Regions from separate parts of the Homo sapiens genome. Here region 1 is linked to region 2. Evidence: read pairs that join two places in POLR2A ChIA-PET (ENCODE). Cell type or tissue: GM12878. All regions are shown on one strand. Each heading gives the region's core, and the rest is flanking DNA. Links, peaks and the distances in the headings are about the cores only. Region 1 overlaps MYO5A (myosin VA). Region 2 overlaps MYO5A (myosin VA).

Evidence for each region. Peaks named below come from ENCODE experiments on the same cell type or tissue, not always from the same donor. Only the 100,000 strongest peaks of a DNase experiment are listed, where the experiment ranks them.
Region 1: POLR2A ChIA-PET joins it to region 2 with 7 read pairs; 4 of 35 experiments call an interaction of 5 or more read pairs at or near these places.

Annotation. Positions count from the first base shown.
Region 1 is chr15:52,366,529-52,375,682 of GRCh38, forward strand. It overlaps MYO5A (myosin VA), which reads right to left. Exons shown (of 42, transcript NM_001382347.1): 20 at 8,776-8,932; 21 at 5,596-5,835; 22 at 3,641-3,889; 23 at 503-596. Among named protein-coding and RNA genes, the nearest start is that of MYO5C, 75 kb to the left of the region's middle. In GM12878, for the core only: no CTCF peak of the experiment used is centred there; a DNase peak (open chromatin) is centred at 3,748; H3K27ac peaks cover 240 bases.
Region 2 is chr15:52,426,327-52,435,480 of GRCh38, forward strand. It overlaps MYO5A (myosin VA), which reads right to left. Exons shown (of 42, transcript NM_001382347.1): 2 at 6,849-6,959; 3 at 2,072-2,243. Among named protein-coding and RNA genes, the nearest start is that of MYO5A, 98 kb to the right of the region's middle. In GM12878, for the core only: no CTCF peak of the experiment used is centred there; no DNase peak of the experiment used is centred there.

The DNA of each region.
Region 1 (9,154 bases), core at 1,828-6,827, 60 kb before region 2:
GAATAAATGTCCATATCTAGTTAGTTCTCTATTTTAAAAATTAGTGTTTTTTTAGACTAGCAAAGAGTGGTGAATCTTAGAATAACATCCATTGATTTAGCAAAAAAAAAAAAAAAAAAAAAAGACAATACACACACACACAGAAATATACACATATCAGCTCAAAAATTCTTACTAAATCATTAGGAATCCTATAAGCCTTAACTAGTAAATCACACATGCAGAACAAATTAATTTTAAAAAAAAATTACATATGACACTGACTGAACCGGAGTTCACATTTGTACCTAGAGATACCAGATTTACAAGTTTATCAAGCAACGAATTCAACCAAAATATCTGATCTGTTGCCTCTTGGAACTTTATAAATTTGCTGATGACAGCCTCAACTTTTAAAAATATTTAAATTCTAAATAATGTTGTGTAACTCATCAAATGACATTGTAACTTACATAACTTTGGTGTGAGGTTGGTTGGCGTGTAGTACGCATATAAGCTTTACCTGTCATCTCCTTAGCCTGCTGCACGATGCGGTGATTGAGGGCTTCTTTTTCTTGCTTCAGCAAAGTATTTTCTTCCTTCAGATTTGATACCAGCTACGAAATGAAACAATAAACTGAGATGGTTGCAATGGACAGAGGAAGCCTGATGACCAAGGATAAAGACCATAAGCAGTCATTCCTTACTTCCACCACCTCTGTGCTCCCTGTCTTTGCCTGGTTATGTCTAGTCACCTTACAAACTTGCTCAAGCATTACTCCCTCCCAAGAGCCTTCCTGAAACCCCCTTCAATTAGCTGTCTTTTCCCTGTGCTACTACAAGACCCTGTATATGCTCTTTATATCCGTTATAAATGATTTACTTTCCTCTTTTCCAGAATAGACTAGAATTTCTTGAAGGATAAGGATGGTGATGGTTTTTTACTTTACATTAAACATTAAAACATTAAAGTTTTACTTTACATTAAACATTAAAAAATTGCCTGGCACTAAGTCAGCATTTGCTCTCAAAGGTAATTGATATTACCTTCTCCTCTGAATGCTTTCACACAAAGCTTATGTGTACCCATGATTCAAGTGGGGAGATTAAGGAGGTTAAGAAGGATATGAGGATGTTTAGTTTGGGAAATTCACTGAAGAGCTTTTGATTCTCCCATCTGATGTCAAGAAAGAGAATTTCTCTTTCATCTCCCTTTAAGAGTTTTACAAGGCTGAGAACTAGTCCTTTTATTCCATGTTTAAATAAGCATTGACATTACAACAATGTCAATGTACTTAATGCCACAGAACTGTCCACTTAAAAATGGTGAAAATGGTAAATTTTATGTCATGTATATTTTAAAACACACACACACACACACACACACACACACACACACACACACACAAGTTGACTCTTAACTTTCTAGTTCTTTGCTGGATAAGGATTCCCAGGAAGGAAAAGTTAAAACCAAAGGTAATTTTGCAAAGTACATAATTTACTCAGCTCATCTTTGGAATAAAGTGTGTGCTTATGATGAGTAAAATCTGAATTCCTTTTTCTAAGCTAAAGTTTAAGGAACTCTGAAAACAAGAGCTTTAATAATAGGGAGAGAACTGGCAGGCAAATCTCTTGTCATGTCAGGGGGTTTAGGACAGGAAAAGAGGGCTCCAGGGAGCAGGAAAGTTGGATAACTACACTGTGCCACACACAGCAGACATCAGTCCAGTAGGTATCCCTTCCGAGGGCTCAGTCTTTTCCCTCTGGACTGACCTTGCCTTAACATCCACTCTCAGTAAAAAAAGCCCCAGCTCTCTGTGGGCTTTCAGGAGAGGCTCTTGTTTGGTAGGGGTGCACAACCAATCACCTATGGTACTTTTTCAAAATAATGTGCCTAGCCCACACTCCCAGAGTCTGGATAGCTCCCTTTTTATATAAAAACTCCCCAGCAGTTTTGATAAATGCTCTTGGTTAGGAACCATACATAACTCTACTGTAACTTCTGGGCTCCTTGATCAGACTGAGAATGTCATTTTCCTGACCATGAAGCTGACTGTCACAGTGAAATGTTTTCATTCTTCCCCTATCACTACATTCCATCAAAAGAACTAATGGGGCCAGGCGCAGTGGCTCACACCTGTAAACCCAGCGCTTTGTGAGACCAATGTGGGAAAACAGCTTGAGGCCAGGAGTTCAAGACCAGCCTACACAACATAGGAAACACCGTCTGAACTAAAGTTAGTGCCTACAGCTATCTCTGTGAGAAGTGGGAGAAAATGAAATGAAATGAAAGAAAAAATCTGAATCTGCTTGTGTGTTTATTCTATCAGACTAGAAAGGCAAGAACTTGGCTTTGAAAAGGAAAGGAGAATCTTCCCACCACACTTAACTACTGTACAGATTCTGAGGAATCCGAAGCTGGAAAGCTTCCGTGGTTTGGGGAGACTTAAAGGGAAGAAAAGAGATCTTAAACATTCAAGAGTATCTTTTTGAGTGCACGTCTTAATTCTGAGAGAACAAGCTTGCTGTATCAAAACAACATTATATAAAACAGAAAAGAATCTCACCTTTTGGCACTGCTGTTTCTATATATAGAGTACAGATCTAGAGATATAGGAGGAATTACTTTACTGGAACCTGTAATGCCATGGAAGGACTGCAATTTTACCAGCCACCCTATCCTAACCGACCTGCATCTAAGTTCCTGCTGTAGTTCTCACTGCATGTGCTGATATTAACATTTAGAAGTCAGTACAGACAAACCATATCAGGATTCTTGCCAGCAGTTACAGCTGACACAGGCAACTCTGTTTTCATTTAAAGATGGTAATACCAGCGGAATCTCTGAAAATCGATTACTTTTTTCCAGGAAGCCTAATGTTGAGGTACTTTTACAAATGTTTCAGCAGTACATCTCATTACTACTTGACAATCTTAATGTCTTCTATACTTAATAAAGTTTTGATATGTTAATACAAATTTGAAGCGTGCAAGTACTGGTCAATCTGAAAGCATTTTGTGGGGAGGGTTCCATCTGCGTAAAGCTGTTGGTTGCAATCACTGTGCAGACATTTAGACTTCTCCTGCTTGGACTTCTTAATACAGCCTTAATGCAGGCTTCAACAAGGATCCCTACCATCAGGTACTAAATATTATGTCTAATGTTCCATTATTAGAACACTAAGCATGTGGGAGTTATTTATATTCTACTGCTCAAGGTCATTGCCAAAGACTGATTTTGCAATTCAAAAAATTGCAACCTTAGGCATAAATGGGTTAATCACATTAACCCTACTGAAGAAAAAGGAGTCTACGCCCCAGACTGACTTTTTTTTTAAAAGGAGTCTATGCCCCAGACTGACTTTTTTTTTTTTTTTTTTTTTTTAATATACAAGTGTTAGTAGGTACTTGGCCATTCTCTCCTAAAAATACAGCTTTGCCTCTGTTCTTATTAGAGTAGAAAGTTCTACTAAAAGACCTACAGCCTACTCATTGATAATGAGAAATAAATGCTTGGGAAACAGTAATAATGAACAGTAATTCAACTAAAATTTGTACTGCATTTCTAATAAAACCAACAGTGAGTCACACGGACCAAGTCATGATGACAGCACCTCTCTTTTGTGTACGGAGTAGATGGGGATATGGACATTATTCCTACCTGCTCTGTTTCTTGTTTGTATCGATCTGCATGTTCCTCAATGCATTTTTTCTCTGAACGAGTTTGCTCCAGGTCTTTCCGGAGCTTGGCAATTTCTTCCTGCAGACTAAGGACCCGCCCAGTGGCAACTTTCGCTTCCTCTTCACTTAGTTGAAGACGTTCTAAGTCACTTCGTAGTTTCTCAGTCTCAGAGTTGTATATTCCTTCCAGATTGGTTAGTTTCTCCACAAGGCATTTGTAGTCTTTGTTCTTTAAACATACACATAAGTAACAATAAGTAAATACACATATCATCAAATGTATTTAGTAAGAAAACCATGTTTATTCATCATATTCATGCTATATCATCATAACATTGATATAGTATCCAACCAAAATACTACAACATTTGCAATAGCACAACCAATACCTTCTAGGTGACACAAACAGAGAAGAAAACAGGCACAATTAATTCAATTCTGTTTGATGTGGTAAGCAAGATGGATGTGATTTTCTCATAGTCACAGGGTGAGTTACATAGTAAATTCTTAATTTCCTGATTCTTAATTCAGAAATAGGAGGATCTATACTTGTTTTTGAAAACAGATCAAAATGTTGCTAAAAACCATTTACTAGCTTAGTGATGCGTACGAATGATTAAAACAGCCTCAAAATCCCAAGTTGGCCAGGTGTAGTGGCTCACACCTATAGTCTCAACACTTTGGGAGGCCAAGGCAGGAGGATCACAAGAGGCCAGGAGTTCAAGACTAGCCTGGGCACATAATGAGACCCCGTCTTTACAAAAAAATTTAAAAATTAGCTAGACATGGTGGTGTGTACCTGTAGTCCTAGCTACTTGGGAGGCTGAGGCAGGAGGATCACTTGAGCCCAGGAGTTTGAGGCTGTAGTGAGCCGTGATTGCACTGCTGTACTTTAGCCTGGGTGACAGGGTGAGAATCTGTCCTAAAACAAAAAACAAAAAAAAAAAACCCTCTCCCTACACACACACACGTTTCTCACAAATCTTTATGTTTACTACCTCAAAATTTCTCCCTCCCACTCAGAAAATCTTCCATCCCATTTCATTCTGATCCCTGTTTTGCTTTGCTCTCCTTAGCATTTTTATATTCTTAATTACCTTTATATCATTTACATGTGCTAAAATATTAGTAACTATCTTTAATCAAACAAACTTTTATCTCTGCAACAGATTGCAAGTTCATCAGAAGCATCAACATTTTCCTGATGCTTTTGCTATTTCAATGCTAAACCAACTCATCTGTAAAATGAACATGATACCACATGAAAATAAATGATAATTTTGATAGAGCATTGCCAAGTACAAAATACAGTATGCCTGGTTCAAGCTGGTGTTTGAAAAATAAGTAACATACAATATGACTCTTGGTCATAAAGGTTTGAAGCATTAGTAGATCTCTGTTCTCAAAAATAATTTCCTGCCAGGCATGGTAGCTCATGCTTGTAATCCCAGTACTTTGGGAGGCTGAGGCAGGAGGATTGCTTGAGGCAACAGCCTGGCAACATGAGACCCTGTTTCTACAAAATAAAAAAATTAGCTGGGTGTGGTAGTACGTGCCTGTAGTCCCATATACTCAGAAGGCTGTGGTGGGAAGATCACTTGAGCCCAGCAGGTTGAGGCTGCAGTGAGCTGTGACCATGCCACTGAACTCTAGCCTGGGCGACAGAGTGAGACCCTGTCTCAAATAATAGTAATAATAATAATAATAATAATAATAATAATAATAATAATAATAACTTCCTGCCTTAGTTTTTGCAATTGTGATCCACCTTATGAGTTCATAAGTACTTCCATGCCCATTATGGAAATAAATACGGTCATAATTTTACTTTTTACTAAGACCGAAGGGTAAAGTCAAAGAAAAACAATATTGAAAATAATCCTGGTGGATTTCTTCAGGCATACTCCACTCTCAGGGCCCCTTTGTGAAACACACCTGCTCATCAACTTTGCGCTGCAGCTGCATGATCTTGTTCTCCATGCCGATGTGCAGCTTCTTATAGCGCTCCACTGAGCGAGCCTCGATTTTGAGCTTCTTTAGCTCACGCTTGGCCATCATCCGCCTGAAGCAGCACTGAAGGTAGATGATGGCATGCATGCTCCTCTTGTAGTGTGTGCGGGCCAGCCAGCCCCGGACTCGCTTCTGAATGATGACTGCTTTGTGCTCACGGAGTATCTGCAGAAAAGGATAAGGGCAAGCAATGTCAAGACCCTGGACTACACTCATGATTATCAATCTATGTCGGGCTGAAAATCCACACATTACCTAGAGGAAAAGACATAAAAGTTGAATTGACAATGTACTATGTAGATTATACTTATCACAGATATATGGAGGCTACAAAATTATTTTTAAAAGTGATTTGAAAAGTAGACTTTAGAAGGTGATTTCAGAAACATACATAAAAATGTGTCATATGCACATATTATGTGTATAATTCTAAGCAGAATATAGAGTTGGAAGCTGTCTAAATAAAAAGCACCAGATTACCAAAAGAAAAACAACTATAAAAAGAAAGAAAAAATACATTAGGTTTCTTATTAGTATATGATTTCTGTTGGCAACAGATGATCCTCTATAAAATTAACAGAACCAGGCATCCTGTAAACTATGTGCTACTAAAATAAGAGATATCCCCACCACCCTGACTGCTGATACCACCTCACTATGCATTATTAGGCCCGTGCATGAGGACACGGGGTATGGGCAGCAAACTGTCTGTAGAGGCCAACACTTGGGGTACTAAAAAGTTTGTACTGATTTATTGATTTTTTTTTTTTTTAGAAACTAAAAGATGACACTCTTGTTTACCACATTTGAGGAATACCATTCTAGTGAGGATTTTCCATTGCTATTTCAAATGTAGCAAGGATCCACTTTTGGGATTCAAAGGTAGGAGGGATGGGGCTTTAAAATGAAAGGTAAAAGTAAAAAGATGTGAAACAAACTAATCTTACTTTTGATTTTATGTTACATTTCCTAAAAAAAAATGATATTTCCCTAAACTTATAAACAAACAAAAGTTTGCCTTATTAGATGAATTTGTTGTCGCTAAAGAGCACCAAAAAGACACCGTGTAAACATTTTCTAGGAAAGATGGAGAAGAAATTCTTGAATTTTAAGAAGAGGTAGCCAGGCACAGTGACTGGATAAATAAAACTATTAATGCCAATTTTCCTGTTCCATTTGCTTCTCCCATGTAACTTTGGACATGGGTCCATTTTTGTAATTTTAGTCAAATGGAAACAGCATTTAATCAGAGCTTCCATTTTCAATCTCACTTTCATCATGAGTGAGAGAAATTAATCAACACCTGTACTCTCTTTAAGACCCCCCCACTCCAAATCTCATGAAGGGGAACCTTGGACCTGAAATACAGCTAGAAGGAGCACTAATGTGATGGCTGTTGGCTTACATGTGAGCAAGCCTCTACGCTACCACCTTCCACCCTGTCCAGTCACAGTGGGAGCCTGAGCTGGCCGGAGGCTGCCACTGCTAAACCAGTGACCTCAAAACCCAGCTCAGATGTTCCTAAGGAAAGTAGTGAGGAACACAGGAAGGTAACTAGTTTGGTGTATCTGAAAAGCAACTTCAAACCTCTTTCCTCCCTAAAATCTCACGCTTATATAGAAAGAGCATGAGACTACATAAAGGAGGGGTGAGCAGAAAGATCTGGAGTAGCTATCTTCAAAACACAGCTATTAAATACACTCATTCAAGCCTCACCAGTTTCGAATTTTTTGTTGTCTAAAATCACTTCAAATAAAAATAAATAAATAAATAAATAAATAAATAAATAGGGCCTAGGTCACACCCATATACTGTCTGTGCTTAGAGACCCAAATCACCCCATTAATGCTCCTTCTAATGGTGATGTCCATAGAGCTCTAATATCCAGGCTTGTATTTCTCACTGATTTGAAATATAGCCTGTAGGATAGACTCCAAACCTTGCCAAAATGAAAGAGATAAAAATCGTTCATCAATGGTCACAGGTGATAATTAAGACTACTCTGGTGACCCCATTAATTATTGCTAGATGTAAGATTATTTGTCAAAAACTTTTGGAGCATTGTATCTGTCAATACAATTTTAACCACATTAATGTTATAATTTGCCTCCTCTTCACCATGGTAAATTCTTCCAAGGTTGTCTCATTCTTGGAATAACCTTTAACCTGTTTGTCATATATTCTATCTATTCAAAGTTCTCTGTAGTCATCTGAATAGGGGGCCCCAAGGAAATTAGGTGCTAATCCCTGGAACCTGCAAATGCTATTTATTCAGAAAAAGGGCCTTTGCAGATGTGATTAGGTTAAGGGTCTTCAGATGGGAGGATTATCCTGGATCACATGGGTGGAACCAAATGCTATCATAATTATTCTTATAAGAGGCAGATAGGAGAAGTCAAGTCAGATACACAGAAGAGAAAATGCTGTGAAAACAGAGGCTGAGACTGGACTGATGTGGCTACAAGCACAGGAATGCTGGCAGCCACCAGAAGCTGCAAGAGGCAAGGAATGGATTCTCCCCTGGAGCTTCTGGAAGGAGAGCAGCCTGCTGACAACTTGATTTTGTCCCATTGATAATGATTTTGGACTTCTGGTCTCCAGAACTCTGAGAGAATTAATTTTGGCTGTTTTAAGGTAACAAGTTTGTGATAATTTATTATAGCAGCCACAGTAAACTAACATACTTTTTTTTTCAAATTATATAAACAAAGAGAAAGAAGGAGGTAAAAGTTTTTTTCCCATTGTTTTGTTAATAACTGTATGTGATTATTTAGTATTTTAAAATGCATTTCAGGCTGGGCATGTGCACAATGGCTCATACCTATAATCTCAGCACTTTGGGAAGCCACAGTGGGAAGACTGCTTGAGGCCAGGAGTTTGAGGCTGCAGTGTACTATGACTGCACCACTGCACCCCAGCCAGGGTGACAGAGCGAGATCCTATTTCTAAAAAAGAATTTTTTAAAATAAATAAATATGCATTTCAATAGCTGGTTGTCCCCATACAGTTCCTACCTTCATTGTAGCCCCTGTGGTACTCTGTATAGATGTGAAATTTGGTTAATGCTAATAGAATGAATAAACAAAGTTGAAAATAATGCCTCACCTTGCGATACCTATTTCTGGCCAAGAAGCCTCGCAAGTAAGACTGAAGAACGATAGTGGCAGCTCGTCTAATCTTGTACCTCCTGCGGACCACATACATGCGCCAGTACTTTTGAATGATGGTTGCTGCCTTGGTTCTGCGCAGAAACTTAGCATAGCTGGCCAAAGAAAATAACATTATGTTGTCAGTAATCAGAAAAAAATGCAGGAATACATATTAGAGAAACTTAAAGAGTGTCACTGTTTTAGGCATAAATAGTACCTCCATTGTATTATTCTAATAATGTGCATGCTAAGTCAACATTTATATTTACTTACATTTGTATAGCAATTTATAGTTTCCCAAAGTATTTTTGCATTTATTATCTCATTTGAGCCCT
Region 2 (9,154 bases), core at 2,338-7,337:
TTTTTTTCACAAAGATGTTTATCATAATGTTATCTGTAACAGTGAAAATGGAAACAAAATATATAGGGCAAGGAGACTAGTTGAATGCATTCTGTTACATCCATATGATAGACTACTAAGCCACTACCACCAATCATGTTTGTTTGTTTAATTTGAGATAGGGTCTCACCCTGTCACCCAAGCTGGAGTGCAATGTTACTATCTTGGCTCACTACAGCCTAGACCTCCCAGGCTTACGAAATCCTCCCACTTCAGCCTCCCAGGTAGCTGGGACTATGGACACGCAACACCATGCCTGGCTAATTTTTGTATTTTTTTTGTAGAGACAGGATTTTGCCATGTTGCCCAGGCTTGAACTCCTGGGCTCAAGTGATCTGCCCACCTCAGCCTCCCAAGGTGCTGGGATTACAGGGTAAGCCACAGCACAGGTGAGTTACATATAATTGTTTTTCCTTTTTTATACTTTTCTGTATTTCCTAAGAATTTTTCTGTAGGTGTATATTAACTTAATGAAGTCGTCCATTCAATAAATCTCAGATTAAATTGTAATAAGGAAAAGAAGGCAAAAAATAATGCAGGGAAGAAAGACAGTAAGGAGGGGTTTCTGACTTGATAGGGTGGCCAGACAAGACTTCACTGAGAAGGTCCAAATCATGTTTTTGAAGGATATTAAATGTCATAGGAAAACATAATACAAAACTATATATAGACTGATTCCAATTTTCTATCAACTTATGCATACAAAGAGAAAGGATGTAAATCAATATTAATACTGGCTATTTTTCAGTGGTGAGTTACATATAATTGTTTTTCCTTTTTTTATACTTTTCTGTATTTCCTAAGAATTTTTCTGTAGGTGTATATTAACTTAATGAAGTCGTCCATTCAATAAATGTTTATTCAGCTCCAACTATGTGTAAAGTCATTTCTAAATGCTGAACTTACAACAGTAAACAAACAAACAAACAAAAAAGACTAATCTTTACCCTCATGGAACTTAAACTCTAGTGGGAAATTCAGACAATTAACAAGATAAGTAAGAAAATATATATATACATAATCTCAGATTAAATTGTAATAAGGAAAAGAAGGCAAAAAATAATGCAGGGAAGAAACACAGTAAGGAGGGGTTTCTGACTTGATAGGGTGGCTAGACAAGACTTCACTGAGAAGGTAACACATGTGCAAGGAAAAAAAATGGAAGAAAAATAACAATTGAGAAACAGAAATAGTTACCAGAAAGGAAAAGTTAGTATCAATGATATAAAGGATGTTAATTATTTTAAGAAGAAAAGGTGGCTGTTCCTGTCTAAAACAGGAGAGTAATGAAGAAATCATGAGCACTGAGTTGGATATACCACACGAATGAATGGAAATCCAGATTTGAGCTTCCGAGGACAGAGTGATTAGTGAAAGAATGGTAAGACGTCAGCGGAGAAAAAATAGCCAGAGAAAAGGGAGAAAATAAAAGATAAGAACAAACTGGGAAAGAGAGAAAAAAGAAGGAAAGCTGGAGAAGGGGGAAAGGAACACAAACACACACACATGCAGAGGCTTTATTTCTTGGAGAGATAAAAAGCACCATGAGCTGGGTGGCTGGCAGCTAACACTGCAATGAGCAGGGGCCCAGGCAAGCAGGAGTGAGCAAGACGAATCACCACGAGTCAAGTTAGTTCTGCATGGCTGAGTAATTGACCACAAGATAACACTAAATCTCTTGAACCTGCTCCAAAGATAAGTCCTTGGACATCTACTCTTCGTGTAGTAGTTTTTGGAAGAGAAGAAAACAACTGGTGAATTTGGCACTAAATCTGACATATGACTTCTGTAAGGGGAAAAAAATTCCAAAAGATGGGCCCAGTCTTTTTATTTTTAGCAAAATTATGTAAGGTCACAAATGAGTTTATTCAGCATAAATGCAACTTGGTAAATCTTTCTGATAACGCTCAAGTGATTTTGTCTCTTAGAGAAAATCCAACCACAGCCTGCTTTCCCCATGTACAATATTTCTATGGCTATGTCCATTAGAGGAAAGAGTCCACAGTCTATTCGGAAAGCAAAGCATACTTACCACAATACGTATAAATAAGTTTGGAATCAATAAAGCGGACTCTGAGATTATGGAGCACAGCAGGCTCATGAAGATAGCTGAGGGCTGTGAGGTCATTTTCACCAACAAGTATGTCAGGATTTCGTAAGTGAGGCAGCTCCTTGGTCTTTGGATCTAGATGGTATTCCAAATCCTGAAAATGCACAAGGCACAGCATCTGGATGAATTATGGCAAGGACTGTGAAAGAGGCCCATGCATTTTGCTTACTTCCTATTCCTGATTTGCTTCTCAGCTATTAAATGCATTATTTTCCTAGCACCTTCCAATATCACAGAAACTGGTGGAGATGGAAACAATATGAAGTGCGTTTTCATTAGACATACCAACCTGTATTAACAATTTTTGCTAATATACTTTGAAAGCCATAGCCTAGACCTTTTTCACCCACGTACTGAATCAGAAGTTTTAAACTTTTAAATATGTTTCTCTCCTCCAACCCCTTTTACCTATAAAAAAGTGGCGGACAATATAAAAGAGTGGTCGAGAGCTTGGCTCTAGGATCAGATTGCCCAGGATTCAAATCCTGATACTAATACTTACTTTTTATGTGGTCTTGAGTTACAGTATTTCACCCAAATCCTTCATTTGTAAAATGGGCTAACAGGGTTGTGGTAAAAAAGTAAATGAGGCAAGTCCGGCATGTGGTAAGTACTTAGGAATCCTTAAACCACTAGATACCCAAGAATCCCCTGAAATTACGTGCAACAACTCTGTGTGTATGTGCACATATGTGTACTTTTTTTGAGGCAAGACAATTCATAGTTTTCATGAGATTTTTGTTTTGTTTGCTTTTTGTTTTTTTCTGTGCATATGCTTATTCATTCATCAGATTTAGGCCGGACACAGTGGCTCACACCTGTAATCCCAGTACTTTGGGAAGCCAAGGCGGGCGGATTACCTGAGGTCAGGAGTTCGAGACCAGCCTGGCCAACATGGCAAGACTCCGTCTTTATTAAAAATACAAAAATTGGCCAGGCATGGTGGCTCATGCCTGTAATCCCAACACTTTGGGAGGCCGAGGTGGGTGGATCACCTGAGGTCAGGAGTTCGAGACCAGCCTGGCCAACATGGTGAAACCCCATCTCTACTAAAAACTCAAAAATTATCCAGGCGTGGTGGTGGGCACCTGTAATTCCAAATACTCGGGAGGCTGAGCCAGGAGAATCACTTGAACCCTGGAGGCAGAGGTTGCAGTGAGCCAAGATCACGCTACTGAACTCCAGCCTGGGCTACAGAGCGAGACTCCATCTCAAAAAAAAACAAAAAAACAAAACAAAACAAAACAAACGACATTTTAATAGGGTTCCTGGTCCCAAAAGTTAACAAGTACTATTCAGTTAATTTTTAATAGAGATGGGGGTCTCACTATGTTGCCCAGGCTGATCTCGAACTCCTGGCCTCAAGGGATCCTCCTGCATTGGCCTCCCAAATGCTGGGATTACAGGTGTGAGTGACCATTACTAGCCACTATTCACTTTAAAGTCACGGGAATACGGCTTCATGGCACAGCCAACCATGAATATTGTCACTTAACTATATAAAGGGGCAAATAACATAGGACAAGTGAATAGGAATAAAAATTCAATTTAGTTGTAGGGAGGGACAAGGTTTTGTAAAAAGCCAGTTATGGTAATACTAAAAATATATACAGAGGTCAAATATTCAAATCATATTTGAACGAATTATGCTAAAGGAGAGAAAAATTAACAATTTACCACTCAGCATTTCTTGCTGCCTGTTTATCAGAGAATATCACCCTTGCCTGGGGCTGACTGGTCCTTGCATTGGCCCTGTAAATACACAATTGTCTGTTCTGGTATTAGCCAGGAGACTCCAGAATGGCAGAAGGGCAACCCAGAGCTCTTTCCTCAGTCTTCATTACAGGGTGGGGTTGTTTGTGGCTAGTGTGGGGAGAAGCTGAAATTGAAATATTAGAGAAGACACTAATTTGAAAGGTAGAGAAGATCTGTAACATCTTCACAGAAATTTCCTTCTTGGAGTTAGGCTTTAAATGGACATAAACTGCTCCTCTGGAATCACTGGACATCATTAAATAAATATACTCTTCTACTATTACAAAAGCCATGCTTTCTCTATTTTATTCTAGGACCCTAAGTGACTATAGTTTCTAAAAAGAGAATGATTCTTGAATAGTTCAGGAATTTTATAATGTCTGTTCTTCTTGTTTGACCCCTGTCCCTAGTCTTGCTTTTATTAAAGGTATGTATCATTCTATTTCTAGATTTTTAAAAAATACTAAGGATTAATAAAATTAAACATAGACACTGTACTCTGGTTGGCAAATCTGCTTCTTATAATAGGGTATGGATTAGCAATTCTGAAATAACTTTATGTCTATAATGAATAAGTAATATAGCTAATGAAAACCAAAAAGAGAAGTTATAGTACACATAATCAAAGGAAGAATAATAGAATGAACCTGGTGGCATTGGACTGGAGAAAAAAGGATCCCTATTAACTCACGGGTTTTATTTTTTTTAAAAAAAGTCAAGGCTGGGTGCAGTGGCTCATGCCTGTAATCCCAGCACTTTGGGAGGCCGAGGTGGGTGGATCACTTGAGGTTGGGAGTTTGAGACCCGCCTGGCCAACATGGTAAAATCCTGTCTCTACTAAAAACACAAAAATTAGCCAGGCATGGTGGCATGCGCCTGTAATCCCAGCTACTCAGGAAGCTGAGGCACAAGAATCATTTGAACCCGGGAGGTGGAGGCTGCAGTGAGCCGAGATTGCACCACAATACTCCAGCCTGGGTGACAGAGCAAAATTCCGTCTCAAAAAAAAAAAAAAAGTCTAGTGCAGTAGCTGATGCCTTTAATCCCAGCACTTTGGGAGGACGAGGTAAAACGACTTCTTGAGCCCAGCAGTTCAAGACTAGCCTGGGCAACATAGCAAGACAACCATCTCTAAAAACACATTATATATATAAAATACATACATACAAACACATACATACATATGTAAACATAGACATAAAGTAAGTATAGATGGTTGAGTATACATTAGTATAGTATGCATACATATTAGTATCTATCTATCCATCCATGTATATATTTTTCTAGCTCTCTATGCTAAGAGGGCTGAGAAGTGGTGTCATCTCAATAGCAATGAGCACACCTAGTGCTCAGATCTTGGCTGTCAAATACTATCCTCCAATATAAGGTAACAGGGCTGGGAAAGGGGAAATACAGGGTAAGTATCTTAGGGTACCAGGAGAAGTGCTATATCTAAAAAAAAAAAAAAAAATAAGCCAGGCACAGTGGCTCATGCCTATAATCCCAGCACTTCAGGAGACCGAGGTGGGAGGACTGCTTGAGCTCAGGAGTTCGAGACTAGCCTGGGCAACATATTGAGACTCCATCTCTACTAAAAAAATTTAAAAATTAGCCAGGCATGGTGGCTCATGCCTGTGGTTCCAGCCACTAGGGAGGGAGGCTGAGCCTGGGAGGCATGATCAAGCCACTGCACTCTAGCCTGGGTGACAAAGTGAGACCCTGCCTCAAAAAAAAATAAAAAAGGATAGGGACCTGTCAAAAAAGTCAAAGGACCCAATCTAAGAGAGATCTCAATGACCAAAGCTGGAACAATTTAATTGATAAAATAAATAATGATAGTAATGAAGAATAAAAGAAATACCCATGAGCCCATAATAAATAAATGATTAAAGTAATAAATAAATGGGAGAGGAGAAACAATACTTCCTTCCCTATAGAAGAATTCTAGTTAATAAGTATAGAAGGAAGGAAAGAAATGGAGAATCACCACTAGAACACAACGATATTTGCTGCAGGCAAGACACAGTAATGAACACTGGGCAAATATTAGCAGGAAAAGTTTAAGGAGAAGCAGGATATATGAGTGGCCTCAAAGCATCTGCCCCAACACAATGACATTCATTAATTACAAAGGGAAAACAGTAACTTTACAGTGGATAACATGGCAGACATCACCTTAAGCAACTGGTCATGGCCAGCAATCTGCAAAAATCCAATATAGTCAAATAGTATAAGCACTCATCTTAGAGTCATCTGTGTTCAAATCTCACTTCAAATTCCAAAAGCCACTTCCTGGCTGTGTGACCTTGAGCAAAACTACTTAATGACTTTGAAGTTTGGCTTTCTTATTTGGAAAATAGTGATTATATCACCTGCCAACCCATAGGGTTGGTGTGAAATTTAACGTGAGAAAATTCACTCCAAAGTGCCGAACATTTTGCCTAACAAAGCAGATGACCAATAAATGTTAAATAAGTTAATTCCCTAGTTTGGTATTAAAAGCCCTCCTAATTGGCCTAATTCTTCCCCGCCTTCCTCCCAACTAGTATCTTCCCCTCAGTTTTGCTCTCCATGCTGCCACCAATGAGTCTCCTCTAAGACCTGGCACCATGCCTCTTTTTAAAAACACTACAAGCACTCCCCATAGCACACCAGTTAAATGCAAGAGTTTTAGGATTAGATGTGAATCTAAACCTGATAATCATAATAAATTCACAGGCCAAAATAGAAGCTTTTTAAAGTATCTGCTATTTTCACTAATCTATGCCATTAAAAACACTATCAGGATAGAAAACTGAGTTTGCCATTTTTACCAATTTAGTAAGTAAAAATTCTAGGTAAGTTCAAAATTTAACTTCCATTGGGAGTTTACTTCACAGTAAATTTACACTTTTGAACTCCCTTCACTTTATGCCAATGACAACAAATGAAAGTGAGATCTCACCTTTCCTTCCTCGAGGTGAAGCAGGAGGACTTTATCTCCTGGCTTATAATCTTTGAGCAGCTCTGCTGACTTCCAGACTTCCTCTGGATCAGGTATCCAAACCCTGGCAAACTAGAAGACAAAAAGAAAAAAATTTAAACTAGCAAATCAATTATTTTACAATCATATATAAACATATGATAACTATTTATAATTAAACAATTTATGAAAAAAGAAATCTTGGCCAACATGAAATTCACTTTTTTTTTTTTTTTTTTTTTTTTGAGACAGAGTTAAGCTCTTGTTGCCCAGGCTGGAGTACAGTGGCATGATCTCAGCTCACAGCAACCTCTGCCTCCTGGGTTCAAGCAATTCTCCTGCCTCAGCCTCCTGAGTAGCTGGAATTACAGGCGCCTGCCACCACACTCAGCTAATTTTTTTGTTTTTAATAAAGATGGAGTTTCGCCATATTGGCCAAGCTGGTCTCCAAACTCCTGACCTCAGGTGATCCACCCGCCTCAGCCTCCCAAAGTGCTGGGATTACAGGTGTGAGCCACCACGTCCAGCTGAAATTTACTTTTTAAATTAGTAAACAAAAAATATTTTAGCTCTCATAGCACCACCATTCCCAAATTATATAAAAAGTGTGCTCTGAAAAAACAGTTATGATCAAAGCTTGACTTTGCTTTACACAGTAAATGCCACCTGAAAGTATAATTTTAGGTTAAAATGTACACATAAGATCTATTTTTGAAGCTATGGTGTTGTGGTTCTGCCAGTTTCAACAGCACTGCCATCTTTTTATGGCTGGGTTTACAATTTGGATTTTTTTGTTCTTTCTTTTTCTTTTTTTTTTTTTTTTTTGAGATACAGTCTCGCTCTGTTGCCCAGGCTGGAGTGCAGTGGCACGATTTCGGCTCACTGCCACCTCTGCCTCCCGGGTTCAAGTGATTCTCCTGCCTCAGCCTCACGAGTAGCTGGGACTACAGGCATGTGCCACTGTGCCCAGCTAATTTTTGTATTTTTAGTAGAGACGGGGTTTCACCATGTTGGCCAGGCTGGTCTCGAACCCCTGACCTCGTGACCCACCTGCCTCAGCCTCCCAAAGTGCTGGGATTACAGTCATGAGCCACCGTGCCCGGCCCACAATTTGGATTTTTTTATGGTGGTTTGCATCCTGTGCTCTGCAAAGCCTTAGTGATTTCTCAGACATCCTTCAGGAGCCATCACAGTAGGGAGAAGAGGAGAATAAAAATAACAGATTTTTTAAAACTGAAGAAACACGGTTGTTCAGCATTTTGCCTTCATTATTTTATAAAGATGAGTGGGAAATGGTAAAAATGGCACAGCCAGTCACTAATAAGCTTAGCTCCTGTAGCCTCAACATCATGAAAAAGGCATGGTAATCATCAGGGATTCCCAAAGCAGCAAATATTTTGCCTCAACTAGATACTCCCTGGACATAAGCCAGAAGATTATGTGGTCAATTTTGAAGAAAAAGAACAAAATATACTAACATGCACAAATCTTTCGAATACCACATTGAAGAAGTGTTTTTATGTGCTTGGACTCTCTGGGAAGAAATTTCCCTTTAAAACACACATACACTAAACCTAAATGCCCATTTTCATGAACAAATCACATATGAAAACAGGAATCCTAGATTCAGCCAGCAAGGGAAAGACATGACACAATCAATCATGGCTGGCATGGGCCAGACTGAACCCGGTCTCTGGCCTGTATCTGTATCCTCATTTCATGTAAATTCACCTCTAGATTTCATTTTTAACAATAATCAGGGTACTAATTTACTTGGAGCTTTGAGAAGGAGCATTTGGATTTGAGTATGTTAAATATGGGGCAACTTCCCAAAGAACTGTGATAATGTAATGACTATTCTAAGTACTGGGCACAAAGTTCTGGAAGCTTGTAACAAGGTCATTCCCAAGTACAAGAGAAATTTATATGACCCAGTGATGAACTTACAGATAGGAGAAAGCGAAAAGAAAGTGGGTGAACGAAAGTACAGGTAGATCTGAGATTCAAGATAATTTAAATTAAGAAAAACATTTCAGCATGCCATGCCACTGTCCTGGATATTACGTTAACCTCTTTTTTTTTTTTTTTTTTTTTGAGACGGAGTCTCACTCTGTCACTCTGTCACCCAGGCTGGAGTGCAGTGGCACGATCTCGGCTCACTGCAACCTCCGCCTCCTGGGTTCAAGTGATTCTCCTGCCTCGGCCTCCCGAGCAGCTGGGACTATAGGCACATGCCACCACACCCAGCTAATTTTTTTCTATTTTTAGTAGAGACAGGGTTTCACCGT